Regions from separate parts of the Homo sapiens genome. Here region 1 is linked to region 2. Evidence: chromatin loops called from intact Hi-C (ENCODE). Cell type or tissue: OCI-LY7. All regions are shown on one strand. Each heading gives the region's core, and the rest is flanking DNA. Links, peaks and the distances in the headings are about the cores only. Region 1 overlaps ZNF532 (zinc finger protein 532). Region 2 holds the start of LOC105372146 (a long non-coding RNA gene).

The links. A loop is a pair of places that touch in the nucleus more often than their neighbours do. Peaks named below come from ENCODE experiments on the same cell type or tissue, not always from the same donor. Only the 100,000 strongest peaks of a DNase experiment are listed, where the experiment ranks them.
Region 1: it touches region 2 in a loop (5-fold over the local background); 10 of 110 quality-filtered maps call a loop at or near these places.

What each region holds. Positions count from the first base shown.
Region 1 is chr18:58,888,418-58,904,417 of GRCh38, forward strand. All of the region lies in intron 2 of ZNF532 (zinc finger protein 532), which reads left to right. Among named protein-coding and RNA genes, the nearest start is that of ZNF532, 32 kb to the left of the region's middle. RefSeq lists enhancers at 899-1,399, 1,400-1,900, 3,989-4,815. In OCI-LY7, for the core only: a CTCF peak has its summit at 8,901 (motif pointing left); DNase peaks (open chromatin) are centred at 8,034 and 8,584; H3K4me3 peaks cover 1,923 bases; H3K27ac peaks cover 2,169 bases.
Region 2 is chr18:58,772,520-58,788,519 of GRCh38, forward strand. LOC105372146 (a long non-coding RNA gene) reads right to left here and starts at 7,699. Exons shown (of 4, transcript XR_935537.3): 1 at 7,639-7,699. RefSeq lists enhancers at 2,440-2,941, 9,531-10,293, 10,294-11,055. In OCI-LY7, for the core only: CTCF peaks have their summits at 9,203 (motif pointing right) and 9,425; a DNase peak (open chromatin) is centred at 9,232.

The DNA of each region.
Region 1 (16,000 bases), core at 3,978-11,977, 120 kb after region 2:
GTAATCCCAACATTTTGGGAGGCCAAGGTGGGTGGATCACCTGAGGTCAGGAGGTCAAGAGCAGCCTGGCCAACATGGTGAAACCCTGTCTCTACAAAAATACAAAAAATTAGCTGGGTGTGGTGACGCACGCCTGTAACCCCAGCTACTTGGGAGGCTGAGGCAGGAGAATCGCTTCAACCTGGGAGGCGGAGGTTGCAGTGAGCCAAGATCACACCATTGCACTCCAGCCTGAGCGACAAGAGCGAAACTCTGTCTCCAAGGAAGGCAAAAAAAAAATTATATATATATATATATATATATATATAAATTATATATATATATTTTATATATATATAAAATTAATATATATAATTTATATATATATAAAATATATATAATTTATATATATAAAAAATTATATATATAAATTATATATATAATTTATATATATATAATTTATATATATATAATATATATTATATATATATATTTTATATATATATATATATATATAATTCATACAGGCTGAGTATCCCTTATCCGTAATGCTTGGGACCAGCATTTAGGTTTTTTTGTTCCAGATTTTGGAATATTTACATTATACTCACCAGTTGAACATCTCAAATCTAAAAATCCAAAATTTGAAAGTTCCAAATGAGCATTTGAGTGTTAATTTGGCACTCAAAAAGTTTAGGATTTTGGAGCATTTCAGATTTAGAATATTCAGTGTACTTCTCCCCCAGACCTCTTACAAATCATGTTTTCTCTTTCCGTGATTTTCTTTCTCTCTCTTTTCCAAGCATTTTAGATATATATGCCTAAGTAGTTAACACATAGAGTTAAAAAGCTCTGAAGTTAGCTAGATAGAGGTGAATAAACCCTCCCTGGGCACTTCCTGTTTCCAGGTAACTGCCACAAATAAAGAGGGATGCTTGTTCCAGGTGTACCTGAAATTTATCAGGTTGTCTTTCTTGAGCCATATAACACATATCCATGTACTTGTACTTTTTCTGTAAAATACAGTTAGTAAGAAAACAGCACTTATATTAACTTGTACTTTCTACTTAAAAGGATATTTTTCCAGAAGTGGAGTGGGTGTTTAAGAAATACAAACTCTTGGCCGGGTGTGGTGGCTCATGCCTGTAATCCCAGCACTTTGGGAGGCTGAGACAGGCGGATCACTTGATGTCAGGAGTTTGAGACCAGCCTGGCCAATATGGTGAAACCCCCTCTCTACTAAAAATACAAAAATTATCCCAGCTACTCGGGAGGCTGAGGCAGAAGACTCTCTTGAACCCAGGGGGTGGAGGTTGCGGTGAGCCGAGGTCACGCCACTGCACTCCAGCCTGGGTGACAGACTGTGATTCCATCTCAAAACAAAAAACAAAAAAACCCCAAAATTTGGCTAGGCGCGGTGGCTCACGCCTGTAATCCCAGCACTTTGGGAGGCCAAGGCAGGATCACCTGAGGTCAGGAGTTTGAGACCAACCTGGCCAACATGGTGAAACCCTGCCTCTACTAAAAATAAAAAATTAGCCAGGTGTGGTGGCATGCACCTGTATAGTCCCAGCTACTCAGGAGGCTGAGGCAGGAGAATCGTTTGAACCCGGGAGGTGGAGGTTGTGGTAAGCCAAGATCGCGCCACTGCACTCCAGCCTAGGAGATGGTGAGACTGTGTTTAAAAAAGAAAAAAAAAAATTAGCTGGGCATGGTGGCACACACTTGTAATCCCAGCTACTTGGGAGGCTGAGGCAGGAGAATCACTTGAACTCAGGAGGTGGGGGTTGCAGTGAGCCGAGATTTTGACACTGCACTCCAGCCTGGGGAGGAAAAATATATATATATATGAGTTATATATATATACACACACATACATATATATATATACACGTATATATATAACTCTTAAGTAAAATTAAGTACCCTGGTTAGTACTTAACTGTTACAACTGGGTTTATCTAAATATTTGCTCTTCTTCTACCCAGAGGGCCATTATTGTGTCTTTGACTCCAGTTTGATCCTTATTCTTTTTTTGATATAAAGGTGGTTCCATCATTATCTCCTTAATGACTTCTGGGTTTCTTTTTTTTAAACCTTAAACTGTACCTGGTATCTCCTTGCCAAAATCCCAATGACCCCGCATTGCTCTGTTACAGGAATTCTTTTCCCTCTGTCCTTGCACTAACTGCCGCCCATTTTTTTTTTTTTTTGAGAAATTTAAAAAGTAAGGAAGGATATGTGAATTACTTATTAAGTACTACCTGTATTCTCACCAGTCACTGTAATATGACTGTATGCCCAGTCTGTTCCCTCTCCCCTTCTTTTTCTCCATCCTGCCCTCTAGCTTCTTCTTCCTCCTCCCCCACTCCACCTCTTCCTCTTCCTCAGACCTCTTTACCTCTTCTTCCCGGTAGGTAAATGGTTCCTCTCCTTCCTTTTTTTTTTTCCTTCTTAAACTATTTTTTTAGATATGGGGCCTCTGTCATCCAGGCTGGGGTGCAGTGATGCTATCATAGCTCACTGCAGCCTTGACCTCCCGGGTTCAAGTGATCCTCCCACCTCAGCCTCCTGAGTAGCAGGAACTACACGCATGCCACCGTATCGGGCTAACTGGGTTCAAGCGATTCTCCTGCCTCAGCCTCCCGAGTAGCTAGGACTACACACGTGCGCCACCATGCCTGGCTAATTTTTTGTAATTTTTAGTAGAGACGGGATTTCACCATGTTAGCCAGGATGGTCTCGATCCCTTGATCTTGTGATCTGCCTGCCTCGGCCTCCCAAAGTGCTGGGATCACAGGCATGAGCCACTGCGCCCGGCCTCTCTCTTTCCTCTTAAAAGGAACCTGGAGGCCTGGCCTGGTGGCTCACGCCTGTAATCCCAGCACTTTCGGAGGCTGAGGTGGGTAGATCACTTGAGGCCAGGAGTTTGAGACAAGCTTGGCCAACATGGCGAAACCCTATCTCTACTAAAAATACAAAAATTAGCTGGGCATCATGGCGCATGCCTGTCATCCCAGCTACTTGGGTGGCTGAGGCATGAGAATCACCTGAACCCAGGAGGCAGAGGTTGCAGTGAGCCGAGATCATGTCACTGCACTCCAGTCTGGGTGACACAGAGAAACTGTCTCAAAAATGAATGAATGAAACCTGGGACGCTTGTACTTACGAACATTTAAAAAAATCAGGTAAAATGGATCATGCTTTGTAAGTGTGATTAAAAAGACTTTTTACTGTTAGTGTTGGTCTGTGTTCTTGCATGTGTTTTAAGCTTTTTACCTAAAATAGGAATTTATTTATAATGAGTTTGACTGAGGATCTCTTAGAAAGTTGGTTAACCTTCTCTGTTCTGACCAGTCCTCGTTTTGTTGTTGAACGTGCCATCCTCTTTCCCACCCTGGTGTGATACTAAGTGCCAGCCTATGCCAGTCTGCCCTCCCTCCTAAAGCTGGATAAACTCCTGGGTTCACATTTACCTTGAGTTGGGGGAAGTAGTTTATTATTTGGAATAGAACATTTCCTTCAGGCCAAGATCCTTTAGGAAAATGAAAGTAAAAGTGCTAAAATACCAGCCCCCACTCACCCATAAGCAAGGCTGGTTTACTGTGAAATCAAGAATATATAGTATCTTGATGGATAGAGTGACAGAAGGTATTCTTGGAGACATTTTAAACATAAAAATTATGATTTAAGCGCATGAGTAAATTATTTTAATGTCTCCATTTCTCTCATCTTTCATTTTATCGTGAGTTAAACATATATCTTCAGGATTTTAAAGCAAAAGAGTGAAACACAACACTGTGTCTCAAAGGGTTTTTTCTTTTTTGTTTAAGAGTTATTTTTGTAAGAATTTATGAAGAAAGGTTGTTCTTGTGGTTACTTGCTTTGGCTTTAAACTCTCTTTGGAGAATATCACAATCTAAATTTAAAGGGTACTCTTGAAAACACTGTTGAATTGACATGGAGTGTCTGATTTGATGGAAGCCCCGTAGACCTGGAACGGTATCTGGGATATGTTACTGAGTGTGAAAATGCCTATATATGTGTATGTATATTTATGCTTATGTATGCATTTAGAAATCTGTATCCCAAATGTTACCAGTTGATCTCTGGTGAGGAGGCCTCCCAGAGGCCTTTGGTTTCTGTTGCTTATACTTCTGGGTGTTAGAGCATTGGCAAAGAGCACGTAATACCCATAATAAATTCCAGGAATGAAAGAGGTACATTTGAACAAAGGGCAGCCTGTCGTCTAAATAAAGCGCTTCACAACGATGCTACTTTGGCATTCAAGTTTGAGCAATTGTGATGCAGAAGCAATGTTCGTGTAGAGATTTTGAATCTAAGAGGTTCTGTTGGCTGAAGGTTCCCCAAGTGGGGGCGTGGCAGAGACAGGAGGGGAACATTACTGCAGTAGAACTCATACAAGAGAATTCAGTTTTCTGCTGCTGGTGGGTGAAATGATGAGATCTGTGACTGCTGTTTCTGTAGTACTCTGCAAAGAAAGTCCCAAGGAATGCTTGTCAATTAACTGAGAGCAAGTCAGTTACTCCAGATTATCAACTCAGCAATTTCTGATTTGTACTTTCTTTTTTTTTTTTTTTTTGAGATGGAGTCTTGCTCTGTCACCCAGGCTGGAGTGCAATGGCGCGATTTCAGCTCACTGCAGCCTCACCCTCCCAGGACCAAGCGATTCTGCCTCAGCCTCCCGAGTAGCTGGGATTACAGGCGTGTGCCACCGCACCCAGCTAATTTTTGCATTTTTAGCAGAGGCGGGGTTTCATGTGTTGGCCAGGCTGGTCTTGAACTCCTGACCTCAGGTGATCTGCCTGCCTCGGCCTGCCAAAGTGCTGGGATTAAGGGCGTTATGTACTTTAAAGAATAAAAAAAGAATAATTAGAAGTGTCTGTGAGTTGATTTAGAAATCAATGAATCTCTTGCTATTATTATGTTAATAGTTTGCTTTAGAAATGAGATAACTAGTTGCCTGGTGCCTGGCGTGGCGGCTCACACCTGTAATCCCAGCACTTTGGGAGGCTGAGATGGGTGGATCGCTTGCCCAGCCTGGGCAACATGGCTGTGGCGAAACCCTGTCACTACAAAATACCAAATATTAGCCGGGTGTGGTGGCTCGTGCCTGTAATCCCAGCTCTTGGGAAGGCTGAGGTGGGGAGGATCGCTTGAGCCTGGGAGGTTGAGACCACAGTGACTCGTTATCATGTCACTGCACTTCAATCTGGGCGACAAAGCAAGACTCTGTCTCAAAAAAAAAAAAAAAGAAAGAAATGAGATAATTGGGAAGCTATGTGAATTTTGGACCCACATGCTTATTATATTGATCTGTTAGGACTGCTTAAGAGCTAACTTGTCACCTGTGAAATGGTTGGCTTGATATTTTGATATTTAAAGGTTTGCCTTTTGCTTCTCGTGGGTACAAGCCAGAGAGAGCAGTGGTTACATGGGGGTAGAATGGTGACTCGTTTTTACCTGACTGTGGATCAGCTGGGTGGTTCCTGAATCTCACTGGGCTCATTGTGGCTCTTTGCTTGTCCTGTATTTACTGTCTGTGGTAGTGAGATAGAAGAACCACCATGTTCTTCTGGTTCTAGACTCAAACTACAGGGAGAAGGAAGAGATGTGTCTGGCATCATTTCCGTGTTGGAGTAACTTTGTGGTAGATTGCTGTGGCCTTTCTTTGTGGCCTGCCACTTGTCTTACATTCTTCAGAGCATTTATGCACAGGAGCATAAATATATGATTTTCATCTTGCCATTGAAAGTAGACTTTCCGGCCGGGCGTGGTGGCTCATGCCTGTAATCCTAGCACTTTGGGAGGCCAAGGTGAGCAGATAACTTGAGGTCAGGAGTTTGAGACCAGCCCGGCTAACATGGTGAAACCCCATCTCTACTGAAAATACAAAAAAGTTAGCCGGGTGTGGTGGTATGCACCTGCAATCCCAGCTACTCAGTAAGCTGAGGCAGGAGAATCGCTTGAACCTGAGGGGTGGAGGTTGCTGTGAGCTGAGATTGCACCACTGCACTCCAGCCTGGGTGATAACAGCGAGACTCCATCTCAAAAAAAAAAAAAAAAAAGAAAATAGACTTTCCTTGGTCTAGGAAGAGTTTAAATAATGGAATAAGTGAAAAGGATGTTCTTACTAATCAAATCCAGTAAACCATGGCTCGTTGTGGGTATTAATTTGCTAGGCTTTATGAATATTGACCTCCTTATTCTTCCCTAAGGAAGTAATTAATCATTTGCCTTTTGTGTGGTCTTGATCTTCCTTTTATGCACCTTGTTTTCATTAGACTTGAAGCCATCCTCGATTTTCAGGCACTACTTGGCATTTTACGAACAAACTACCCTGTCAATTTTTCTAGATATTTTAGCATATTTTCTAGGTTAATGTTGTTGTCTACTTGGAATATTTAGAGATTAATGTACATGAACATTTTGGGAGCTGGACATGGTGGCCTGTAGTCCCAGCACATGGGAGGCTAAGGCAGGAGGATCATGTGAGCCCAGGAGTTTAAGACCAGCCTGGGCAACATAGGCCTTGTCTCTGTAGTTTAGAAGAAAAAGCATTGTGGAACTCAGAGAAAAGTTACTATCCCACAGGAAGAGCCAAAAGAAATTGTGCCTGAGCCATTCTCCTTCTTTTCCCCTTATCCCTGTGGCACAGAGCCATTGGCAGAGGCTCTAATTGGGCTTTTCTGTGTAAATTGTTGCTAAAGTTTGACCTAAATCGGCTTGCCCAACTTCAATTTTCTGCCAGGGTGCCAGTCACAGATGGTATTGGTGGCCCTCCACTGAGCAGTAGCTGCGTCGTCTTCTAGATGCTTGCAGCCTCTGTCTCACGTTTGGCTGCAAAGGAACAGACGCATGTCTTTAAGGCAGTATTTCCCAAAAGGGCACGTACACCTCCCAGATGCTGTTAGGGAAAAGAGAGTCCAGAGGTCAGATAGATTTGATAAGTATTTTATGCTCTAGCCCTTCTTGGCGATTCAAAATGTGCTTTAATATATTAAAGCTCTCAAAATGGGTTGGGGATAAAGATTTGGGGAACTCTTGTGGCAAAGAAACCAGTTTAAACTTTGTTTAACCATTTGACCCTAAGATCTCCTTTGTTCCTAATGTCTACAAACATTCTGGGAGACAGTGACGGACGGGCCTGCCTGTTGGAGCTGGCTGAGGCTGGCTGCCAGTCTATATCGTACGTGTCTCTTCCCAGCTCCACCAGGACATCTTGTTAGTAGCTTGAAATGTATCCCAGTGGGAGGATCTAAGTCACAGAAATGGGCAAAGGCTAAAAATCGGGGCTCCCCACCCCTCACACTCCTTGTTGCTAAAGGTTGCTAGCCTGTTGCTGGTATTTATCAGCCCATTTCCCTAAAGGTGTCATAAGGGGTGCCAGACATTAGAATACAGTGCATTTCTCAAATCTTCACTTTCTTTCTTTCTTTCTTTTTTTTTTTTTGAGATGGTCTCACTCTGTCGACGAGGCTGTACTGCAGTGGCATGATCATAGCTCACTGGCAGCCTTGAGCTCCTGGCCTCAAACGGTCCTCCTACCTTAGCCTCCCAAGTAGCTGAGACCACAGGTACATGCCACCACACCTCACTAACTTTAAATTTTTAAAATAGAAATGAGGTCTCACTCTGTTGCCCAGGCTGGTCTTAAACTCTTGGCCTCAAGCGATCTTCCCACCTCAGCCTCCCAAAGTGTTGAAATTATGGGCGTCACCCAGCCAGATCCTTGCTTTTCAGTGCAGTGTAACTTTCTTCCCTGTTAAATCTAGCAGTGTTTGTTTTTTGTTGTTGTTGTTTGTTTTTTAAGTAAAATATACATAATATTTGTCATCTTAACCATAAGTGTACAGTTCAGTGAGATGAAATATGTTACCCATGGTAAAAGTTTTCCATCACCTTCAAAAAAAGCTCTGAACCAAATAAATAACTCTCCCTTCTCACCTTCCTCCTGCTTGTGGTAACTTCTCTTCTACTTCCTGTCTCTTAATTTGCCTATTCTAGGCACTTCAAGTAAGTGCAGCAGTTTTTATCTGGCCAATCTACTGTGACCCAGTCAAGCCACCACCCATGTCTGGGCTGGGAAGGTGGGGAAAGAGGCTGCTGCACATGCTTGGGATGTCTTCAGCCATATGCATCTGTCCATCTGTTCATCCACCCATCCGTCTGTCCATCCGCCCACTCAGCTATCTGTTTATCAAGGTATAACAATACAGCTTTTTTATTCCTCTCCCTCTGTAACCTATTTGGGCCTTATTTATGTTTCTCTTCTTATAAACCACCTCAGATCTTTCTGTAGAGGTATTTATTAAGTAAAACAACACCACCACATGACGGACATAAATATTGAAAAGACCAATCGATTGGAAGGATTAATCAGTAGAGGGAGGTGTTTTCAGGGGATTTAGACAGGAGGAAGATAGCCTAGGCTGACAAATGGAGCAGATGAAGATAAATCGGCAAAATAAGTAGGGAGACAAGATCCCTGTCCCATGTGACCATGCATTTGAAAGCAGGCAGCCCAGCGAGGTAGAGGCATGAAAGGCTGTATGGACTGCGCTCTTCAAAGGGCTGTGGTTTTGTTCTGGGGTCTAGTCTTAGGTTGTAAGCTTTTTTCTCTTCTCTTTCTGTTTTTTCCCCCGGGGCTTGAACAGACTCAAAATACTCTTAGGGTTGGAATTTCTCTTTGATTCTGGTCTTGGTTAGCAGGGGTGGGGGGGATTGTTATGAACATTTCATTAGATGTGTGTGCTCTTAGATATGGTCAGTTTGACTGAACAGTTGCTCTGTTTCTGCATTAAGCACGTAATTTTGTAAGTTTTGTAGCTTTTTGGAATATAAAGTAGTTGAATACTTAAAGCTCCCCCTGCTGCCTTCCCTTTATTTTTAACTTGGACTGAGCAAGGTTCTTCTAAATGCATTGAGGTTGGGGGGAAAAAGACCTAAAAAAGAAAAATACACTGAATAATACTTTCACATATACACGAAACCTGATTTTGCAATCTAAAATGACTGTTTTTGGGTTTTCAATTATGGAACATTTTCTGACAAATAATAGAATTTGCTGTATTTCACTGTAAACAGTTTTGAGAATGCACTAAATGCAACAACAACCTTAGGATTAGTTATCATGACAGATTGGCATTAGGAAAAATGATGAGTATATTTTATGTTCTGGAGGAATGAGACTTGAAGAGCAGAGCAATTTTTAAGTTGTTTACATCGAGGGAAGAGATGTAAAGTTAAGATTGGCTGGGCGCGGTGGCTCACACCTGTAATCCCAGCACTTAGGGAGCCCGAGGCAGGCAGATCACCTGAGATCAGGAGTTTGAGACCAGCCTGGCCAACATGGCGAATCCCCATCTTTACTAAAAATATGAAAATTAGCCAGGAGTAGTGGCAGGTGCCTGTAATCCCAGCTACTTAGGAGGCTGAGGCAGGAGAATTGCTTGAATTCAGAGGCGGAGGTTGCAGTGAGCCGAGACCATGCTACTGCACTCCACCCTGGGTGACAAAGCAGTGGGACTCTGTCTCAAAAATAAATAAGTAAGTAAATAAATAAATGAATAAAGATTATTACTTAACTCCTTTCAACAATTTAAAATTTTTTGTCAAAGTAATACATGTACATAGATCAAAAAAATAGTACTTTACATCATAATTCCCTTAGGCAGTGAATTTGAATTTTTTGGTTTGTTCTGTTATTTCTAAATAATGTGCTTACATTGCTAAACTTGGACTTGTTCATTTGAGATAGTACCTGCTGACTGTGTGTGGTCAGAGAGAAGGTGACAGACCTGGACTGTGGAGGCAGAATCCTCTTGCTCACTAGCCACGTGTCCTTGAGCAAGACACTTAAACTTCTCTGTCTTATAGAATAGGAATAATCACCACCATCATCATAATGGCTCCGAGGCCTACCTTTAATGTATGTAGGGCCTGGGGCAAGAGTACTAATGGAGACCAGATGGCTAAATATTTAAAAGGTATATTTAAATATTTACAAGGTATATATGATATGCCTAAATATTTAAAGGGTTCAAATCTACCTCTGTCTATGGCCTGGCCCCTGTGTTCACCCAGGTCCTTGCAGCCTACTCTCCCTGAAGACCAGAGTCTAACAGACAGCCTCACACTTGGACCAGCCCTGAGCCAGGCCCCGGAGTCTGCCCCGGCAGCCCAGCGTGAATGCCGCGCTAGACCCGCTGATCCCAGGTGTAGTCTTGGCAGCTCAAGCTTCCCAGGAGCCTGTCTCCATCTAGGGTGATTTTATCGTATTCCCTCACACCTTGATTCTCTGATTTCCAGGCACTTCTAAGCACCTCCCCAAAACTGTACCATCTGTGCTGGGGAAATCAGGGAGCCTGTCCTGCCTAGACACCCACTTTTTCTCTGGTACCCCAGGGCAGGGGCTGTGACCTGCACATACATGCCCCCTGCTTCCCCACTGACCTGTCTTTCCCAGAATTCCTCCTTGTTTGGCCAGTTTCCAAAATTAAAAGGGAATGAAACAAAAGTTTCCCATGAGACTGAGAAGCATAGTCTCTGGCTTTCAGCGCTGGAGAGAAATGGGTTGTCTACCACGCAGGCCGGGGCAGAGCCCCCTTTGTCTGGAAGCACAGGTGCTGAGTGCGCGTAGATTGCTGTGGGGATCCATGCGTTCACAGCGGCAAGCCTCTTAAAATAGAGTCCGGACACAGCGAGTCCGTGTGATTGTTGGTTCTGCTGCTTCGCTTTTTGGAGCTCTGTAATTTCACTCCAGCGTGGACTTCTTTCCACCTCTTGTATTGGGCCAGCAGAGGTAGAGAGTTGTCAGACTTAGCAAATAAAAAATACAAGATGCTCAGATAAACAGTGGAACATCCTTACACTACAAGATGATTTGTTTATCTGAAATTCAGATTTAACTTGGCATCCTTTATTTTTCTGGCAGCCTAATGAGGCCCTTTCAATTGGATTGTCTCCTTTTGTCTTGGGAGATGTTCCTGTATTATTTCTGTAATAATGTCCTCTCTGCATTTCCTCTTTCTGAAACACTTAATTTTATTTATTTATTTATTTTTTTTGAGATGGAGTCTTGCTCTGTCACCCAGGCTGGAGTGCAGTGGCGCGATCTTGACTCACTGCAACCTCTGCCTCCCGGGTTCAAGCGATTCTCCTGCCTCAGCCTCCTGAGTAGCTGAGACTACAGGTGCGAGCCACCACGCCCAGCTTATTTTTGTATTTTTAGTAGAGACAGGGTTCCACCATGTTGACCAGGGTGGTCTCAATCTCTCGACTTCATGATCTGCCTGCCTCGGCCTCCCAATATGCTGGGATGACAGGCGTGAGCCACTGTGCCCAGCCTGAAACACTCTTTTTAGTCAGATGTTGGACCAGCTGTATTGAACTTTTAATTTTCATACCTTTTCTCTTCTATCGTCTGTCTTTATTTTCTAGTTATACTCTTGGGGAGAGATCTTGATTTCCTTGACTCTGTTGTTTCACCTATTTTATCTTTTATTTCAGTTATTAATATTTATAATTTCCAAAAGTTCCTTCATAACTTCCTGTCCATTTTTCTCTGAGGATACTAATTGTACATATATTCTTTTCTTCCTCTCCTTGTAGCATCTCTGTCCTCTTTATTTTTGATTTTTGTTTTGATTCAGATCTCTTTGTCTAGAGGCTTTCCCATGCATCTGGTGATTGTTTAGGGATGAGGCTGTGGAGAGCTGCCCGGGAGGTCTGTCTGCGCAGCTGCGGCCTGTCCTCCAGGGGCTTCTCTGTGATTCCTCGTGGAGCTGGACTCATCGGAGGATCGCAGCAGTCAGCATCCGGAATCTTTTCACTGGTGCTTTTGTTTTCCTAGGAGACTTGTCCATGCTTCTGCCTGGGGGATAAACTTGGCTTTAGGCTGTAGGGCTGGAGGAAATGGAGGTCAGGCTCTCTGTTCTGGTTTCTGTCTCATGCTCACCCTGTGGCCCTGAACCCTGAGCTTCCACGGCTTTGATAGCCCAGAGATTCTCCTCTCCCTCCTCCCTAGCTTCCCCAGCTGATGAAGGGTCGGGGGCTCCCTGTTTCTAGCCCTGCCCTGCTCCCTGCTTTCTTTGCTGGCTCCAGGGCCTGGCTGTCTCTGCAGCTGTAGGACTGACCGTCCCCACCTCCATGGCAGCCTCCTACCAGACCTTAGGACGGAGCTTCATGATCTGGTGGTCACCTGCCCCTCCCTGTCCTCCTCCTCTTCCCCAAACTTTGTTGATGCCTCACCTTGGCTTTGACTCCATTCTCACAGCATATTGTTTTTGGCAACCGTTATTGACATACAATTCACATACCATGCCACCTGCCTCTTTAAAGCACACAGGTCAGTCATTTTTAACATGTTCACAGAGTTGTACAGTCACCACCAGTCAATTTTAGGACATTTTCATCACCTCAGAAAGAAACCCTGTATCCTTTAGCCATGATGCCCAGTTCCCAACCCCCAAGCTCTAAGCAACCACTTACTTCCTGTCTCTATTTGCCTATTTAAATTAAAAAAAAAATACTTTTAATGCCATCTTTGTAGGGTTTCAGGAGGGAAGGGAAAGAAACTCGTGAATTCACTCAGCCTTGTTTCATGGGCAGTCCTTGCCATGTATAAAATATTAAAATTCAAAAACCATCTGCCTGTTTCTATTTCTACCTTCATAGTATTGACCCATGGCCGAGATGGGACCTTTCCTCTGGGTCTCTTTCTTTTCCTTCTTATGCCCTTGTTTAATGTCTCTGTTTGACCTGAACTTCTCTTTTCTGGAGCTGGGCGTTGTGAAGCCCACATCAGTGGCCTTCGTCTCCTCTTGGCTTCTAGCACTTTTCTTTTTTTCTTTTTTAGAGATGGAGTCTAGCTATGTTGGCCAGGTTGGTCCTGAACGGCTGACCTCAGTCCTCCCGCCTCAGCCTTCCAAAGTGGGATTACAGGCGTGAGCCACTGCGCTCGGCCTCTGGCAGTTTTCAAGTGTCTGTAGAGCCATTGTGCAGAGGAGTCGCCTTGGGGAGCTGAGTCCACGCCCCTCCGATATCTTCTTGGTTCAGAAGTAGAGGCTGTGGGCTGTGTGAAAATACATAGGACTTTTAGGCGCTTAATATATTTTACTATGATGCATTTGCTCTTTAGCCAGCACCTGCTCTTTGGAGAGCACTGGTGTGGGTAATTTTGCAAAGTGGAATCTGGAACTTTAAACCAGTGAGGGAGAGAAGACAAATACACAAGCAGACAACAGTACCTATTACAAGTGACGATGAGTCCACCTGCAGGGGTGGAGTCACCAGTTAGCATGGCCTAAGGATTGCCCTGAATGGGTACTGGCCTCTTATCATCCTGGCTGCTTCTGGAGAACCCTGTCCCCATCTCCTCTGGAGCTCCAGGATTTCTCTGTTGGCTTCGCACCCCACCCTGCTCTCACAGCCTGCCTGGCTAGTGCTGACTTGCTGGTCGCCTGGCCAGTGGGTGCCCACTGGCTTCCCTCCCTGAGGCTGCCTCCCTTCCAGAGAACTGGACAGCTAGGAGTAGACACCTTAACAGCATGGTGAGGACTTCTTAGCCCACTTCCTCTTTGTCTTCTCTCTAACAGCGGTTTCTCCATGCCTGTTCTCCTCCAGCTTCTCTTAGAGTGTTTGTTTCGGGGCATGGGTACCACTGCTATGGTTTGGGGTTCCTGGCCCATGTCACATTGTGGCTGCGCATCCCAGTGCTCTGCTCTCTGTGGGGCCTGGTCTGTGAGCCCGGCCCTGTGCAGCGGTGTTGTCTGTGTCAGCATGGTGTGGAGGTGTGGGGTGGGCAGGGTTAGACGGGGGCGGTTAAGATCATAGCCCATCTTTGGTTAGTGCTTGATGGGGAAGACACAAGTCTCAAAGTCAAAAGCAAGAGTCACAGGGGACCCAGAAATGCTGAGATGTTTTGTGGATTGATGAAATTTTGTTGCCCTTTTTTTGAGATAGGGTCTCCCTCTGTTGCCCCAGACTGGCGTGCAGTGGCGTGATCATTTTGCTGCCTTTTAAGAGAAACCTGTGTATTCTTTTTCGTTTCTGACTCCAGGTGACCCTTCTCCTTCTTTTTTTTTTTTTTGAGATGGAGTTTTGCTCTTGTTGCCCAGGCTGGAGTGCAATGGTGTGATCTCGACTCACTGCAGCCTCCACCTCCCGGGTTCAAGCGATTCTCCTGCCTCAGCCTCTCGAGTAGCTGGGATTACAGTCATGTGCCACCACACCCAGCTAATTTTGTATTTTTAGTAGAGACAGGGTTTCTCCATGTTGGTCAGGGTGGTCTCGAACTCCCAACCTCAGGTGATCCACCTGCCTCGGCTTCCCAAAGTGCTGGGATTATAGGGGTGAGCCACCACACCTGGCCCCAGGTGATCCTTCTAGTGGCCGATACCTAGAGTAGGACTGGAGGCACATCCACATTAGGAGAAAGGCTGTGCTTTTGAAAGTGAATGAAATGCAGTAGGGAACCGGTGCCAGCACTCTGCGAAGTACCCAAGAATCCCCTCGTTTTTCTTTTTCCTCTGATCATACCATCATCACCTCACAACTTCTTCACTTTCTCTTCTCAAGAATATTAATTTAGTTTTTCCCATTTAATTTTTAGAAAAAATAAAGGAAGAAAATAGCCTTTTAATGTCTGTGTGCTTGGCACTTTCCATGTTACTTGTTTCCATTTGTAGAATAACCCTGTGATACGGCTGTTAACTATTAGTTCCCCTTTTGGAAGATGAGGAAATTGAGGCTCTTCCTTCAGTAGAACCTGAAGAATGAGTTCTTCATACTTGGCTAATGGAGATAAGTGTGTGTTGGGGGAGGCATTCCAGGTCAGAGGCTATCCAGAAGGGCAAACTAAGAAGGAAAGCTGGGCCTGCGAAAAACACACGCGGAACCGCAGCAGCTCATGGTTGGGGGCAGATTGTATTGGGAATTTGGTGTGAGGCCAAGAAGTTTGGACTTAATTTGGAAGGTGATTCCAGGATTTTTAATAGGAGGAGTGATAGCTATAATTAAAAGGAATTTTAGAAAAATTTATCTGGAAATTCTGAACAAGAGGCTGGAGACAGGGAGAACAGAGCATTGGTCTCGGTGTGAGGTGAGATGGTCAAAATAGAGGACCGACAGCGATTATAAAGAGAATGAGGGCGCATCTGCAAAATAGCGCCAGGGAAGTGGGCAGGGCCCAGGGAGAAGAATTGGAGGTGAAATTCTTAGTTTGAGAAAATAATGGTATTGAAAGAGAGGAGTCTGATATTGAGTAAGAGATGACGAAGTTAGTTTAAGAAAGCTGAAATGGTTGTGGGATATCTGATTGTACATACCCGCAAGGCACTTGAACTAGATATCTCAAGAAAAACAAAAACCAGATTTGAACCTCTCTGAAGTGAAGTGACTGTGGTTTGATGTGGGGGTGTTTAGTGAATACAGTTTTAAAAAATCAGAAGTCTGAAGTTTAAACCGTGGACAATGTGTGCATTTATAGATTGCCCTTTAGAGATTTAAGAAATTTAAGAAAATTTCAGCATACATTGGGAACAGTTGAACTAATTTTTTAAAACTTCCCCTGCATGCTCTCCCTTAGTAATAATAGGTGGCCTTTTTGCTTTTATCGTTCAATATGTTCTTCATATAAAAATTAAATGCAGCTGGCCATGGTGGTTCATGCCTGTAATCACGGCACTTTGGGAGGCCGAGGCAGGCGAATTGCTTCAGCTCAGGGGTTTGGGACCAGCCTGGGCAACATAGTGAGACCTTGTATCTACAAAAAATATAAAAATTAGTCAGGTGTGGTGGTGTGCACCTGTAGTCCCAGCTACTTGGGAGTCTGAGGTGAGAGGAATGGTTTGAGCCTGGGAGGGGGAGGCTGCAGTGAGCCGAGATCACGCCACTGCATGCCAGCCTAGGCAACCTAGTGAGACCTTGTCTCAAAAAAAAAAAAAATAATGTATATGGTTAAGATGGTAAATTTTATGTTTTGTGTGTTTTACCATGA
Region 2 (16,000 bases), core at 4,325-12,324:
CCTTCGAAGGGAAAGGGGAACTGACCAGTGGGATGCTGAGGTTGTGATAGGCGATGTGACAATCTCAGTGGTGACCCAAGAGGCCACCTTTCCCCTTCCACGGTTTCTGTAAAGAGTCTCCCACTGGGGACTTCACAGCCACAATATTAGGAGAGGGGGCAGCAATAAATCCAACAATTCATGCTGTGAGGAGGAAGAGTCCAGCTGCTCAGTGTCCTTGGGTCAGATCTGGTTCTAGAATCTACCACAAGAGCTAACAACAGGACAGAAGATTTGCAATCAGCACCATCTCAGAGGTTCTGGGACACGTGGATGCCACCTCCTCTCTCAGAAGGGAGAGACTCCACTCCTTTCCAGTGGTGCCGATTCTGGGATGTTGGAAACTCGGAGGCATTCTGAAGCAGCTGCCTCTGCTGAGAATTTTTTTTTTTTTTTTTTTTTTTTTTTTTTTTTTTGAGATGGAGTCTCGCTCTGTCGCCAGGCTGGAGTGCAGTGGCGCCATCTTGGCTCACTGCAAGCTCCGACTCCCTGGTTCAAGCGATTCTCCTGCCTCAGCCTCCCGAGTAGCTAGGATTATAGGCATGTGCCACCACACCCAGCTAATTTTTGTATTTTTAGTAGAGATGAGGTTTCACCACATTGGCCAGGACAGTCTCGATCTCCTGACCTTGTGATCCACCCACCTCAGCCTCCCACAGTGCTGGGATTACAGGCATGAGCCACTGCGCCCGGCCCAAGAACTCTTATCTTGTCCTTGTTCTCACCTTACAAAACCCACTATTCTGCTATTTCCCAGTGGGTTACAAGACAGAATAAGAACACTTAAGATAGTGATACCAATGCTGGAGGTTTCGGTCAATCTCTCAAAATCAAGAGGATGATCAAAAGTGGGGAACTGTTAAATCAAGTTTAGCCTAAATCTGCCTCCTTACATATTTAAGTTCAGCCTACAGGTTTCTCTGTACATAATGAACTATAACCTAAATGGAGGTGTCAACAGACTGTAGCCTACTCTTGTGCCAACCACCTAGTTTCGGTCAAAGGGGGCTAACTGTTCAAACTACTCAAATAAGGTAAACACGAGCTGTAACCAATCCGGATGTTTCTTACCTCACTTCCATCTCACTTCCATCTCCTGTAAGTCCATTTCCATTTTCTGTCTATAAATCTTCTACCACACAGCTGCGCTGAAGTCTCTCTAAACCTACTCTAGCTCAAGAGGCTGCCCGATTTGTGAATTGTTCCTTGCTCAATTAAACTCTGTTACATTAAAAATAAAAAGGCTGGGCGCAGTGGCTCATGCCTGTAATCCCAGCACTTTGGGAGGCCAAGGTGGGCTGATCACCTGAGGTCAGGAGTTCAAGACCAGCCTGGCCAACATGGTGAAACCCCATCTCCACTAAACAGAATACAAAAATTAGCCAGGCGTGGTGGTGGGTACTGTAATCCCAGCTACTCAGGAGGCTGAGGCAGGAGAATCGCTTGAACCTGGGAGGCAGAGGTTGCAGTGAGCCAAGATCCCACGATTACACTCCAGCCTGGGTGACAGAGCAAGACTCCATCTCAAAAAAAAAAAAACAAAAAAAAAAACTGATTTACTTGAGAAGCAGGAGAGACTTCCACTTGGTGTATGCAGCTCCCAGCAGGATTGCTCTTACTAAACCAACACGAGAAACAGTTTCACCAGAGGCAGCCAAAAAGAACTAATTCGATGCACTTTGGTTGTTTTGAAATCCATTTTCCATTCTCAGTGATTGCCATAGCCAAGGGTAGCTCCCAGTGGCCCTGCATGGCCCACCCAGTTGGTAGCTGAATGGATTTCAAAGGGCTTCCGCTGCTTTCTAGAGAAAGAAACCTGTGCGGCTCCCAGGCCTCAAACTGTCCATAGCTCAGGAAAGTCCTGGGAATGCCCTCCTCGCCCCCAAGGTGGGGAACACATCAAGATACACAGCTCCCATTCGCACATGCAAACTCCCATGGCTGAAAGAGTCCTTAGTCCTTGGCCTTATAGGGATTGATGTTATGGAAGGATTCCATATTACAGAGAATTTCCTCTGCTTGATGTCGTTCAGTCTCCTTGCTTCAATTTCCCAGGGACAGAGGTTGAAAACAGCCCCCAAATATGTCCACATTCTGATCCTCAGAACCTGTGAATGTTACCTTATATGGCAAAAGGGATTTCTGCAGCTGATTAATCTTAAGATGGGGAAATTGTCCTGGATCATCTGGATAGGCCAATGGCATCACAAGCATCCTTATAGCAGGAATGTGGGAAGAACCAGACACAAAGAAGGCAGCCGGGCACGGTGACTCATGCCTGTAATCCCAGCACTTTGGGAGGCCAAGCCGAGCAGATCACTTGAGGCCGGAAGTTCAAAACCAGCCTGGGCAACATGGTGAAACCCCATCTCTACTAAAAATACAAAAATTAACTGGGCGTGGTGGTGGGCGGCTATAGGCCCAGCTACTCAGGAGGCTGAGGCAGAAGAATCACTTGAACCCGGGAGGTGGAGGGTGCAGTGAGCCGAGATCGCGCCACTGCACTCCAGCCTGGCAACAGAGTGAGACTGTCTCAAAAAAAAAAAAAAAAGAAAGAAGGCAGGCCAGGTGCGGCGGCTCACACCTGTAATCCCAGCACTTTGGGAGGCTGAGGCAGGCAGATCACGAGGTCAGGAGATCGAGACCATCCTGGCTAACACAGTGAAACACTGTCTCTACTAAAAATACAAAAAATTAGCCAGGTGTGGTGGCACGTGCCTGTAATCCCAGCTACTTGGGAGGCTGAGACACAAGAATCACTTGAACTCGGGAGGCAGAGGTTGCAGTGAGCCGAGATCAGGTCACTGCACTCCAGCCTGGGCGACACAGCAAGACTCCATCTCATAACAAAAAAAAAAAAAAGGCAATGTGACGGCAGAGGAGAGACTGCAGTGATGCTCTTTGAAGACGGAGGAAGAGACCATGAGCTGAGGAACCCAGGCAGCTAATGAAAGCTGGAAGCTGCCAAGAAGCGTCTCCCCTCAGAGCCTGCAGAAAAAAACAGCCCTGCCAATACCTTGACTTTAGCCCAGTGAAACTGACTTCAGATTTCTGTTCTCCAGAACTATCTAAGAATTTTTTTTTTTGAGACAGAGTCTTGCTCTGTCGCCCAGGCTGGAGTGCAATGGTGTGATCTCGGCTCACTGCAACCTCTGCCTCCCGGGTTCAAGTGATTCTCTTGCCTCAACCTCCCAAGTAGCTGGGATTACAGGTGCGTACCACTACACCCAGCTAATTTTTGTATTTTTAGAAGAGACAAGGTTTCATCAGGTTAGCCAGGCTGGTCTCAAACTTCTGACCTCAGATGATCCACCCACCTCGGCCTCCTGAAGTGCTGGGATTATAGGCCTGAACCACCGTGCCTGGCGGCTGCAGTCTTTTCTATGCACAGCTCTTGCTGCTTCCTGACATGAGACCTTCTCAGCACTTTCTGCCCTTTCCTGAGAAACTTTTTCCCCTCAACAATGAAATATGTATACTGAATACCCACTCCATGCCAGGCACTGTGCTAGCTGGTAGGGGACTAAGATGAATAACTTCAGGAAGCTGAACAGGACACATACCCCTTTTGGGGTTTAAATGTTTATATGGTTTGGATGTGTCCGCTCAAAATCTCATGTTGAAATGTGATCCCCAATGTGGTAGGTGGGGCCTAGTGGGAAGTGTTTGGGTGATGGGGGCGGATCCCTTATGAATGGCTTGGTGTTGTCCTCACAGGAATGAGCAAGTTCTCACTCTATGAGTTCACATGAGATCTGATTGTTTGAAAGAGGCTGGCACCTCCTCCTCCTCTTGCCATGTGACAGACTGGCTTCCTTTGGCCTTCCGCCATGATAAGCTTCCTGAGGACTCCCCAGAAGCAAATGTCAGCCCTATACTATCTGTACAGCCTGCAGAACTGTGAGCCAAATAAACTTCTTTTCTTTAAACAATCTAGCCTCAGGTATTTCTTCATAGCAACACAAAAAGACTAACACAAATATATAACTTATGTAATTTTTGGCCAGGTACGGTGGCTCACACCTGTAATCCTAGCACTTTGGGAGGCTGAGGCAGGCAGATCACTTAAGGTCAGGAGTTCAAAACCAGTCTGGCCAACATGGTAAAACCCTGTCTCTACTAAAAATACAAAAAAATTAGCCAGGCATGTAATCCCAGCTACTTGGGAAGCTGAGACAAGAGAATTGCTTCATCCCGGAAGGCGGAGGGTGCAGTGAGCCAAGATCACACCACTGCACTCCAGCCTGGGCAACAGAACGAGACTTTCTAAAAAAAAAAAAAAAACACAAAAAACAACAACAACAACAACAACACTTACATAATTTCTCTTTCTTTCCTATAGCAGATGTTGGTACTCTGCCCATATCTTGCAGGGCTCACCACTTCAATGTGCTCTTCCAAATGCCAATATCTGCATCTGTTTCCTAAGGGTTTTCTCCAGAGGTGGTTCTGCCTATGTACCCAGCAGCCTGGAGGTACCCAGGGATTCACACCAACTCCCGCCTCTTCAACCAGTGACTGATATGAGTTAGAGCATAAATCCATCAGCTCCTTCATCTCTTAGGTGGGATCACTGTTTTTGATACAGGGTCTCCCTCTGTCCCCCAGTCCAGAGCGCAGTGGTGCAATCACGGTTCACTGCAGCCTCAACCTCCTGTGCTCAAGCAATTTTCTTGCCTCAGCCTCCCGAGTAGCTGAAACTACAGGTGTGCCACCTCACCTGGCTAATTTTTAATTTTTTGTAGAGACGGAGCTCACTATGTTGCCCAGGTGGTCTCAAATTCCTGGCCTCAGGTGATCCTCTCACCTCAGCCTTCTAAAGTGCTGGGATTACAAGTGTGAACCACCTCACCTGGCTTATTTTCATGTAATCATCAGCTTGAACCTCAATTGAAATAATCAATTCTATCAAATTAGAAACGTGCAGGTTTACAGAGCACCCACTTGGGCCCTAGCTCAGCTCTGAGCAGCCTATTTTCGACTCTAAGAGCTGCAGGTGAAGATGAACTTCCCAGAAGCGTCCTTCTGGCTGGGGTTGGGGCTGTCCTGGAGCTGTGAGGGGCCATGCTGTCTTCAAAGACAGGCTGGAGGAGAGACCAGCAGACATCACCTTAGTCATATGGCTAAAGTAACATCACCAGTAATGAGACATGTCAACATCACATGCCCCTGATGTGGCCTGCTAAAGAGAGCACAACCTCACTTCTGAGATATTCTTGCAAAAAGGCATAACCTCCATCTAATCATGTGAAAACATCAAACTCAAACTGAAAGACGGTCTGCAGAATAAGTGTCAGGGGTCAAGGTCAGGAAAGAGAGGAACTGTCACAGGTAGGAGGAGGCTAAGCAGACAAGACAAGCGACTACACGCGCCATGTGTAGTTGAGATCTGGGAACACAAAAGGGACATTCATGGAAAGACTGGTAAAACCCGAATAAAGTCTGCAGTTTAGTAAAGAGGGCTGTCCTGATGTTAAGATGCTAACTTTAGGGGAATTTAGGTGGAGGGTAGATGGGAACTCTTTTGTAAGCTTTAAATCATCTTAAGATAAAAAGGCTTTTTAAAAAAAGCTTCAGCTGGGGTCCGGGCATGGTGGCTCGTGCCTGTAATCCCAGCACTTTGGGAAGCTGAGGCAGATGGATCACCTGAGGTCAGGAGTTCGAGACCAGCCTGACCAACTTAGTGAAACCCCATCCCTACTAAAAGTACAAAATTAGCCAGGCATGGTGGCACATGCCTGTAATCCCAGCTACTCAGGAGGCTGAGGGCAGGAGAATTGCTTGAACCCAGGAGGTGGAGGTTGCAGTGAGCCAAGATCAAGCCATCACGCTCCAGCGTGGGCAACAAGAGTGAAACTCTATCTCAAAAAAAAGAAAAAAATAAAAGGAAAAAAAAAAGCTTCAGCTGGGCACAGTGGCTCATGCCTGTAATCCCAACACTCTGGGAGGCTGAGGTGGGAGGATCACTTGAGCCCAGGAGTTTGAGACCAACCTGGGCAACATAGTGAGACCCTGTTTCTAAATTTAAAAAAAATAATAATTAATTAGCTGGACGTGGTGACACGCACCTCTGGTCCCAGCTACTCCAGAGGCTAAGGCAGGAAGATCGCTTGAGCCCATGAGTTCAAGGCTGCAGTAAGCCATGATCACGCCACTACACTCCAGCAGTGGCAACTGAGGGAGACCCTGCCTCCAAAGGAAAAAAAAAGCTTAAAGACAGGTAAAAGGAGACAAAGAACAAGCTGGAATTAGACTCTGTGGCAAGGAATGTGGCCTTAAGCTCTACTCCTAACAGTCACATGCATAGATGATAGACTTACTCTAAACTTTTTCACTCTTCTTTTTTTGCCTTTCTTCTGGACACTTAGAAATGTCTCCAACAGGCCAGGCACAGTGGCTCACACCTGTAATCCCAGCACTTTGGGAGGCCGAGGCGGATGGATCACGAGGTCAAGAGATCGAGACCATCCTGGCCAACAAGGTGAAACCCTGTCTCTACTAAAAATACAAAAAATTAGCCAGGCATGGTAGCGGGTGCCTGTAGTCCCAGCTACTAGGGAGGCTGAGGCAGAAGAATGGTGTGAACCCGGGAGGCTGAGCTTGCAGTAAGCCGAGATTGCGCCACTGCACTCCAGCCTGGGCAACAGAGTGAGACTCCATCTCAAAAAAAAAAAAAAAAAAAAAAAAAAAGAAATGTCTCCAACAGAAAGTGCTTAGAGTTCTGACCCAGGAGAAATAAGAGGTAAACAGCCTAGTTTCCAGCTTCACAGGCAGCTTAGGGGGAAGCAACTCAGCTTCAGAGAGCTGCACTTAACTCTTCACCACCACGACTGACACAGGCACAAGAACCCACCTGCCTCTCCAAGGCCCTGAAAGCCCACCCGATGTCGCTTTCCACACTCCTATCCTACATCCTCCTCTAATCCTCACATTGACTTGATTTCACCTATATTCAAATACTGGGGAGGAAAAGAAGGGACGATGTGAGCCCTCCAGTCCTCCCTGTCACCCTGCTCGTGGACTAATCCTGAGTCATTTTTCACAACTGTATTCCTTGCCGGTGTTGAGGCAAATAAGTCCGCCTTTACCTAGAACATACAGTTCAATACCAAATTGTTTACAACAGTTTTATTGCTCCAGACTTTGAGGGAGGCTTTGAAGAACTGCCTGTACCTTGTCCTAACTCTATTACTCAGATTAATGGTCGGCCAGCGTTCCCTTTCTGGTCAGTCACTTCCAGGGGATTTTGCAAAGACTCATGGGTTAGTATTTGGAAAGAACTTAAACTTCCTCATAAATAAAAATTCTTATAGCTGAAAATTCTGATGCCTTATAATGAGTCCTTATAAAATTCCAAGGCACTTGAAAATGTACATTGCTCCCAAGCATCGTTATTACTTATATGCATAAGCAGCTACCATTAGGAACACATATGATGTGATAGGCAGTGAGTTATGCTCAGTATGTGCGTTAGTCCGTTCTCACACTGCTATGAAGAACTACCTGACACTGGGTAATTTATGAACAAAAGAGGTTTAATAGACTTACAGTTCCACAGGCTGTACAGGAAGCATGGCTGAGAGGCCTCAGGAAACTTACAATTATGGCAGAAGGCGAAGGAGACGCAAGCACGCCCTCACAATGGCGGAGCAGTAGAAAGAAGAAAGGGAGAGGTGCCACACCCTTTTAAACCGTCAGATCTCGTGAGAATTCACTCACTATCACGAGAACAGCAAGGGGGAAATCCGTTCTCATGATCCAATCGCCTCCCACCAGGCCCCTCCTCCAACTCAACATGAGATTTGGGTGGAGACACAAATCTAAACCATATCCTTATGCATAGGATCTCATTCAGCTGAACCCTGTTGCTGCATCGATGTAGGGAGATAAAGATCACCTGTGCCCTGGACTTCCTGAGTCACTGGTTGAAAAAGAAAGCAGGCGAGGCACAGTGGCCCACACCCATAATCCCAGCACTTTGGGAGGCCAAGGCAGGAGGATTGCTTGAACCCAGAAGTTCGAGACCAGCCTGGGCAGTATAAGGAGACCTCCCTCCAACCCCAGTCTCTACAAAACTTTTTTTGTTTTTTTTGAGACAGAGTCTTGCTCTGTTGCCCAGGCTGGGGTGCAGTGGCACGATCTTGGCTCACTGCAACCTCCACCTCCCAGGTTCAAGCAATTATCCTCCCTCAGCCTCCTAAGTAGCTGGGATTACAGATATGTGCCACCATGCCCGGCTAATTTTTTGTATTTTTAGTAGAGAAGGGGTTTCACCATGTTGGCCAGCCTAGTCTCGAACTCCTGACCTCAGGCAATCCAACTGCCTCAGCCTCCCAAAGTGCTGGGATTACAGGTGTGAGCCACCGCGCCCGGCCTCTACAAAACATTTAAAAATTAGCCAGATGTGGTGGCTCACACCTGTAGTCCTAGCTCTGAGGCAACAGGATCACTTGGGCACAAAAGGTCAAGGCTGCAGTGAGCCATGATTGTGCCACTGCACTCCAGCCTGGGTGACAGAGAGAGAGCCTGTCTCAAAAAAAGAAAAAGCAAGGAGCACACTTGTTTTTGCACCTTCTGGGAGGACTGAGGCCACCAGCAGTGGATGGAGCGGACAGAACTCCCAGGCACTGTGCCTGGCCCAGGGCAGGAACTCAAAATGCAAATGGATGGCATTTCTTTTAATTATCGCAAAGTGAAATGAGCCGTTACTGGAGATACCAAGCATGGGTCAGGGAAGCAGAAATTGATATTGATAATGCAGGGTTCTCTGCTCTTCCGTCGTTGTAGCTAAAACATGCACAGTATTGACAGAGGCTGGAATCAGCTCCTGAAATCAAGCCCTTTCTTTGGCTATTCTCTGCCTCCTCAAGTCCACAGCTTCTTTCCGAAAGAAGCCCAGTTGTCTGGGTTTGAAGGCCCTGAGCACCAGGAGCGCGTTTGGGAGATGTTATCGGAGTGCTCTCTGTCTCACCCAGAGTTTCCCGGGAACACTGTCGAACACTCCTCAGAAGTACATTTATGGTTTGGCTCATTTTCAGAGAAAAGGACATGAGGGAGCAGAGTCAAAGAGTCAAAAGAGCAGACTTTCGACTGTGGGAACCAGAGTCACTAAGTACAGAGTAACACAACTTGTGTTACTGATGCTCGAGACTCAGCGGGGCCTTTGCACGTGAATAGCCACCAGGTGGCAGTGTTATTCTCTCGAAAGGCTAAAGGCTGTGTGTGGCATGTGCCTGTGTGTGTGTATGCCTTGGTGGTGGTGTGTGTATAATGTGCAGTGTAGTGTGTGTGGTGTGTATGTGCGTGGTGTGTGATTATGTGCATGATGTGTGCGTGTGATGTTGTATGTGTGTGGCATGGGGTAAGGGGTGTGTATATGGTGTGTGTGATTCAGTGTGCGTGTGTGAGGTGGTGTGCATGGTATATGGTGTGGCATGTGGCCTCTTGTGTGCACAACCCTGTGTCGAAGCTGGGAGACAGCTTCCTTCTCATCCACCCACTACCACTCAGCCCAACAACCAGCTCACTCTCCTTCACCCTCTGCCACTCACGCACACACCCTCCTCTTGCCACCATCCCTCTTCTCCATTTCTAGCCAAAAATTAGCAGGGAGGAGCCAGAAAGCCCAACAGAGACCGTGAAACAAATATCAAATTAAAAGTATTTTACTGGCTGGGCACAGTGGCTCCCTCCTGTAATCCCAGCACTTTGGGAGGCCGAGGCCGGTGGATCACTTGAGTCCAGGAGTTCGAGACCAGCCTGGGCAACATGGCAAAACCTCATCTCTACAAAAAAAATATTTAAAAAATTAGCCAGGTATGGTGGCATGCACCTGTGGTCCCAGCTATATGGGAGGCTGAGGTGGAAAAATCACTTGAGCCCAGGAGGTCAAGGCTGCAGTGAGCCAAGGTCACACCACTGTACTCCAGCCTGGGCAACAGAGTGAGACCTTGCCTTAAAAAAAAAAAAAAGAAACACACCTTGGGAAGGACAATGGGACCTCAGTTATCCTCTCCTTGTTGCCCCATTCTCTCTCCCACTTGTTCTCGCCCCGACACCCGAGTTGCTCTTCCTAGGAGCCCACTCCCTCTGACTCCCCAAGCCCAGCTAGGCAGCGGTTAATGCTTTCCAGAAAGAGGTCCCCAAATTTCCTTCATTGGCATGTGCGTTTGGAAAGAGGACCCTAGACAGAGCAAAGACCTCAGAAGAAGCATCCTCCGACACTGGCACTTCAGGCCCAGTTCATGTTAGACTACCTGGATCTAGAGGACACTTCATGGGGAAGCTTCCCATTGCCCTGAGATCACAGCAGTGCAGGAAAGCCCACCTCCTCTGTGTTTGTGGAAAGCTGGGTCCTGGGTATTGTTCCTCTATGTGGGTGATGCATTCAATAATGAAAAGGGCCATCATGAAATGGGTGACTGAGTCTCCCCAGTGTGTATTTAAGAGCATTGCAGGCCGGGCACGCAGCTCACCACAGAGGCCGAGGCTGGGTGGATGGCTTGAGCCCAGGAGTTCGAGACCAGCCTGGGCAACATGGCAAAATCCTGTCTCTACGAAAAATGCAAAAATTAGCCAGGCACGGTGGTGCATACCTGTAGTCCTAGCTACTCAGGAGGCTAAGGCTGGCGGATCAACTGATCCCAGGAGGTGGAGGCTGCAGTGAGCTGAGATTGTGCCACTGCACTCCAGCCTAGACAACAGAGCCAGACCCTATCTCAAAAAAAAAAAAAAAAAAAAAAAAGATATTTTCTAGGTCGAAATAATGATCTCTAAGAAAGTGGCAATATGAGAATTACTAAAAACATCAATATATCCCTCCAGAAGACATTTATGTTCTTTTTAAGACACTTAATGGCGTTTAGAATATATGCTAACATCTTTTTCATCGGGCATGGTCAGAAAAGTGGTCACTTTTACAATAATCGTGATCTCCATTTGGAAGCTCAAACCTTTACATATCAAGGCATTTAAATATCACTACTGGGGCCAGATGCAGTGGCTCACACCTGTAATCCCAGCACTTTGGGAAGCTGAGGCAGGATGATCACTTGAGGTCAGACATTCAAGACCAGCCTAGCCAACATGGTGAAACCCTGTCTCTACTATTAAAAAAAGAAATACAAAAATTAGCCAGGTGTGGTGGCACACACCTGTAGTCCCAGCTACTCAGGAGGCTAAGGAATGAATCGCTGAGAATCGCTTGAACCCAGGAGGCAGAGGTTGCAGTGAGCTGAGGTCACCCCACTGCACTCCAGCCTGGGCAACAGAGCGAAACTCCATCTCTAAATAAATAAATAAATAAATAAATAAATAAATAAATAAATATATGCCAGGCGCGGAGGCTCACGCCTGTAATCCCAGCACTTTGGGAAGCTGAGACAGACGGATCGCCTGAGGTCAGGAGTTCGAGACCAGCCTGACCAACATGGAGAAACCCCATCTCTACTAAAAATACAAAATTAGCCAGGCATGGTGGCACATGCCTGTAATCCCAGCTACTCAGGGGGCTGAGGCAGGAGAATTGCTTGAACCCAGGAGGCGGAGGTTGCAGTGAGCAAAGATTGCGCCACTACATTTCAGCCTGGGCAACAGAGCGAAACTCTGTCTCAAAATAAATGAATAAATAAATTAAATAAATAAAAATAAATATCACTATTGGCAAAAGCTTTCTAACATGCATTGCCTATCTAGGTCACAGTTTGCTAATGTCTTGTAGCCTGGATGGTTTTATTGATCCCCGAGAGAACTTTTATTATCCTGAGGGAAAACAGACTGGAAAGAGGACGGGAAATTTGTTTGGCTTTGGAATAGTGGTGGGGGAGGAATAAATGGGAAGAAGGAACGTGGGGAGAGATGGACGCTAAGCAGGAGAGATGGGGCGAGGGAGAGGGGACCACAGCCACGCAGAATGGAAGAGCAAGAAGAGCAGGGAGAGCGTGAAGGCGTGAGAACCGAGGCAGGGCAGGGGACTTCAGAGGCAGAAGCCCTTCAGAAGCTCTGCAAATCCAAATGCTAAGAAGAACATGCAGTCATTTTGACAAGGGCAGGTCAGAAAATGCCACGCGTGCGCACAGAGGATGGAAGGCCAGGACCCGCCGCCAAGCAGGGCTGTCGGGGACTGGTCGCCTCCTCTGGGCAGCGTCAAAGGGCAAGATTGGTCTGGTCCTCTTTCTAACACCTCCCACCCGGGATGCAGCCAAGAGTGGCTGCAGCCTAATTTTCTACATGTAAACAATGACCTCAGTGATGCCCACGGGGCCCCTCTCTGGCCTTCTCCCCCTGGGAAAAGACTGAGTTCTCGACGGGCATCCCCTCCCCCTCCGGAACCAAGGGCTCTGGGATGTTGACAGCCCCCGCCACCTCTGAGAAGGGCAGGCCGTGGAAAACCATCTCCTCCCTTCCTTCCCCCTCTGCCTTTCCTAGCTGGGGCCTCTGCACAATGCAGCTGGGCCAGGCCCTGTTGCTAAGGGAACCAGCAGAGGGCCCAGCCCCCTCCCCATAGAAATAACCCCAAGAGAGGAGTGAAGGATTCACTTGCCCTCATCTCCAGGCTTTGGAGGAGGGTAGGTGCCTGGCCAGCAGAGTGGCCACTGCTCACTGGCCCAGAGGAAGCAAGGCCACCAGCCTGATCCCACTTCTCCCTCCGGCCCATCTTCACTCCCCTCTCCTCAACCACAAGCCCCGCCAAAATAGAGACCCCCGGCTTTGCTCCCCTGCTGCAGGAAGGGAGAGCCACCGCCAGACACTGCCTGCCTGGTCCTCCTGTTCTGATCTCACCCGGTGCTTGGAATCAAAGAGGACCTGGCTTCCCTCTCGGGATACGTGATTTTCTTTGGTTGTGACTCATTGTCTGTAAATGTTGCTGGAGATGAATCAGACCCCACCTGCTACCTGCGGCTGAGATGCTGCCAACAGACACAGAAAGGTGTGCCGCAGCCACCACCCGCCTCCTCTCTCCCAGCTCTGAAGGAGCCCACAGCTCCCATGGGATGAGGTCTTCATCGTGGCTTTCAAGGCCTTCCTTAGAGCCTTTGGATCAGGGAAGCCTGCCCTAAACTGCACATTAGTGTCCATGACTCACCTTTGAAAAATTCCCATAACCAGGCCTCACCCGACCCTGCAAATACAGATGCAGTTACTCTGGGCAGGGACTCAGAGCAAGGAGTTTTTTAAGTGCCCCAGGTCCTGGGCTGAGAGCACCTAGTGGCTGTCTCAGATGCTCTAGCTCAGCCGAGATCCAGTGGCTTGTCCAAGTTCACATTGTCGGCTGGAGAGCTGGAGCAACAACACAGGATTCATGCCTTGAGCACAGTGTTCTATCATAGGATTTTCCTACTTAAAAAAGTAATTTGATAAAATTATTTTGGAAATGTATACAATATAGAAAGGTAAAAAGAAGTCCATTAAATCACCCCTAAACCTCAACACCCGGAGGTAAGCACTGTTAACATTGTGGGTTGTGTTTTTATTTATTTTCAAATATTTAATGTGTAAAACAGGTCATACAGAACACACAGCTGTGCGTCCTGCCCAGCCAAACTGACCATGTTTTTAGCAGGCTGTTGGCAAAGAGTGTCAAGAATATCTTAGAGCTGGGCATGGTGGCACGTACCTATAATCCCAGCTATTCAGATGGCCGAGGTGGGAGGATAGCTTGAGCCCAGGAGGTCAAGGCTGCAGTGAACTATAATTGCATCACTGCCCTCCAGCCTGGGCAACAGAGTGAGACCCTGTCTCTAAAATATATACATATATATTTTTTAATTGACATTTTTCAGCCCACTAATTCCATTTCTAAGAATCTATTCTGGCTGGGCACAGTAGCTCACGCCTGTAATCCCAGCACTTTGGGAGGCCGAGGCAAGTGGGTCACCTGAGGTCAGGAGTTCAAGACCAGCCTGGCCAACATGGTGAAACCCTGTCTCTACTAAAAATACAAAAAAATTAGCTGGTCATGGTGGCGGACACCTGTAATCCCAGATACTTGGGAGGCTGAGGCAGGAGAATCACTTGAACCCAGGAGGCAGAGGTTAGAGTAAGCGAAGATCACACCATTGCACTCCAGCCTGGGCAACAAGAGTGAAACTCCATCTCAAAAAACAAAGAATCTGTCTTCCAAGAATGGTCAGATGTAAGCGAAAAATTATTTACAGAGACTTTATTTTATTTTATTTTATTTATTTTCTGAGACAGGGTCTTGCTTTGTCACCCAAGCTAGAGTGCAGTGGTGTGATCATAGCTCACTGGAACCTCGACTTCTTGGGCTCAAGCCATCCTCCCCATTCCTCCCAAAGCACGGGATTACAGGTGTGAGCCACTGTACCCAGCCAGCTTTCATTTTAATGTAATTTATAATAGCCAAAATTGCCAACCTCATAAATGTAAAAAGTTAGAGGAATCGTCTAATAAATTGTAGTTTTGCATGGAATACTTTGAGGTCATTAAAACCACATTTTCAAAAAATGTGTGATGCCTATGATAATTGTCCTCTCCCACTATCCCTCCCTCCATGTTTGCCTCGATGCTCAATGCCTGTAAGCACGTGTTCCAGGAATACCCCTCCTCTGATCCTACTGTAACCCCTTTGAATGCTACGAGGCCAATTGATCTTTCTCTTTCAGATCACTCGTAGCATATATTGTCAGTACCAAGTGTTTTGGACGGTTTTTTCATTTTACTATTATTTACTATATACTACTTCTATTTGCTTCTCTGGCATGTATGTAAGAATGTGTGTGTGAGGCTGGGCACAGTGACTCATGCCTGTAATCCCAGCACTTTGGGAGGCCAAGGCGGGCAGATCATCTGAGGTCAAGAGTTCAAGATCAGCCTGGCCAACATGGCGAAACCTCGTCTCTACTAAAAATACAAAAATTAGCCAGGTGTAGTGGCGTGCGCCTGTAGTCCTAGCTACTCGGGAGGCTAAGGCAGAAGAATCGGTTGAACCAGGGAGGCAGAGGTTGCAGTGAGCTGAAATCTTGCCACTGCACTCCAGCCTGGGCGACAGAGTGAGATTCCGTCTCAAAAAATAAATAAATATATAAATAATGTGTGTGTGCGTACATTTGTGTCCATGTGTGATTGTGTATGTATTTGTAAGAGAGAAAAGGAACTCAGAATTACCAACGGCTCGAGGGCTGGAAGTGTGACTTACACATCTTCATTCTTTGCCAGCTCTTCAGTTTCAGCATATCTTAAACTAAATTCATCTCCCTCAAATCTGTGCCAATGCCACAAAAACCTTTTTTTTCCGTGCGCAAGACTTTCTAAACTGGCTCTTCCTCCTGCATTGCCAGTTCATTCGGTGATATCACCCCTTCTCCTTTGGGCCACCCAGATTTAAATATTTTGGAATTCCTGACCGTGGAATCCTACCATTGTGTTTTTTTTAAGTCTTGTCATGTGTCTTTTTCTGTTCCGTTGCCACCATCGCAGGCAGCAATTTTCCATCACTTCAACTCTGTCTCCGCTGAGCCATCTGCTGGCAGACTCTTGGCCCTTCAGACTATCTCGTGTTCAACCACTTGTTTCAGATATTTTTACCCCATCACTTCTCTGGCTAAAAAGCCACCGATGGCCACTTATAAACGGTCATTATTGAATGAAGTGCTAACTTCTTATCCTGGCACATGGGTCCCTCCTTAATTTGATCCCAACCCATCCATCTTCCTGGTTTTATTTTATTTATTTATTTAGAGATGGGGTCTCGCTATGTCGCCCAGGCTGGCCTCAAACTGCTGGGCTCAAGTGATCCTCCTGCCTCAGCCTCCCAAACTACTGAGATTACAGGCGTGGGCCACCACACCTGGCCCTTCTTCCTATTTTATATCACACCACTTCCTGACTAATATCCCAAGCTCCTGCCACGCTGGTGTAAGCACCAACCCCAGAACACACCCTGTGTCCTTGGGCCTCCTCCGCTTACTACTGACTGGTGAGATCTTGGATAATTTGCTTA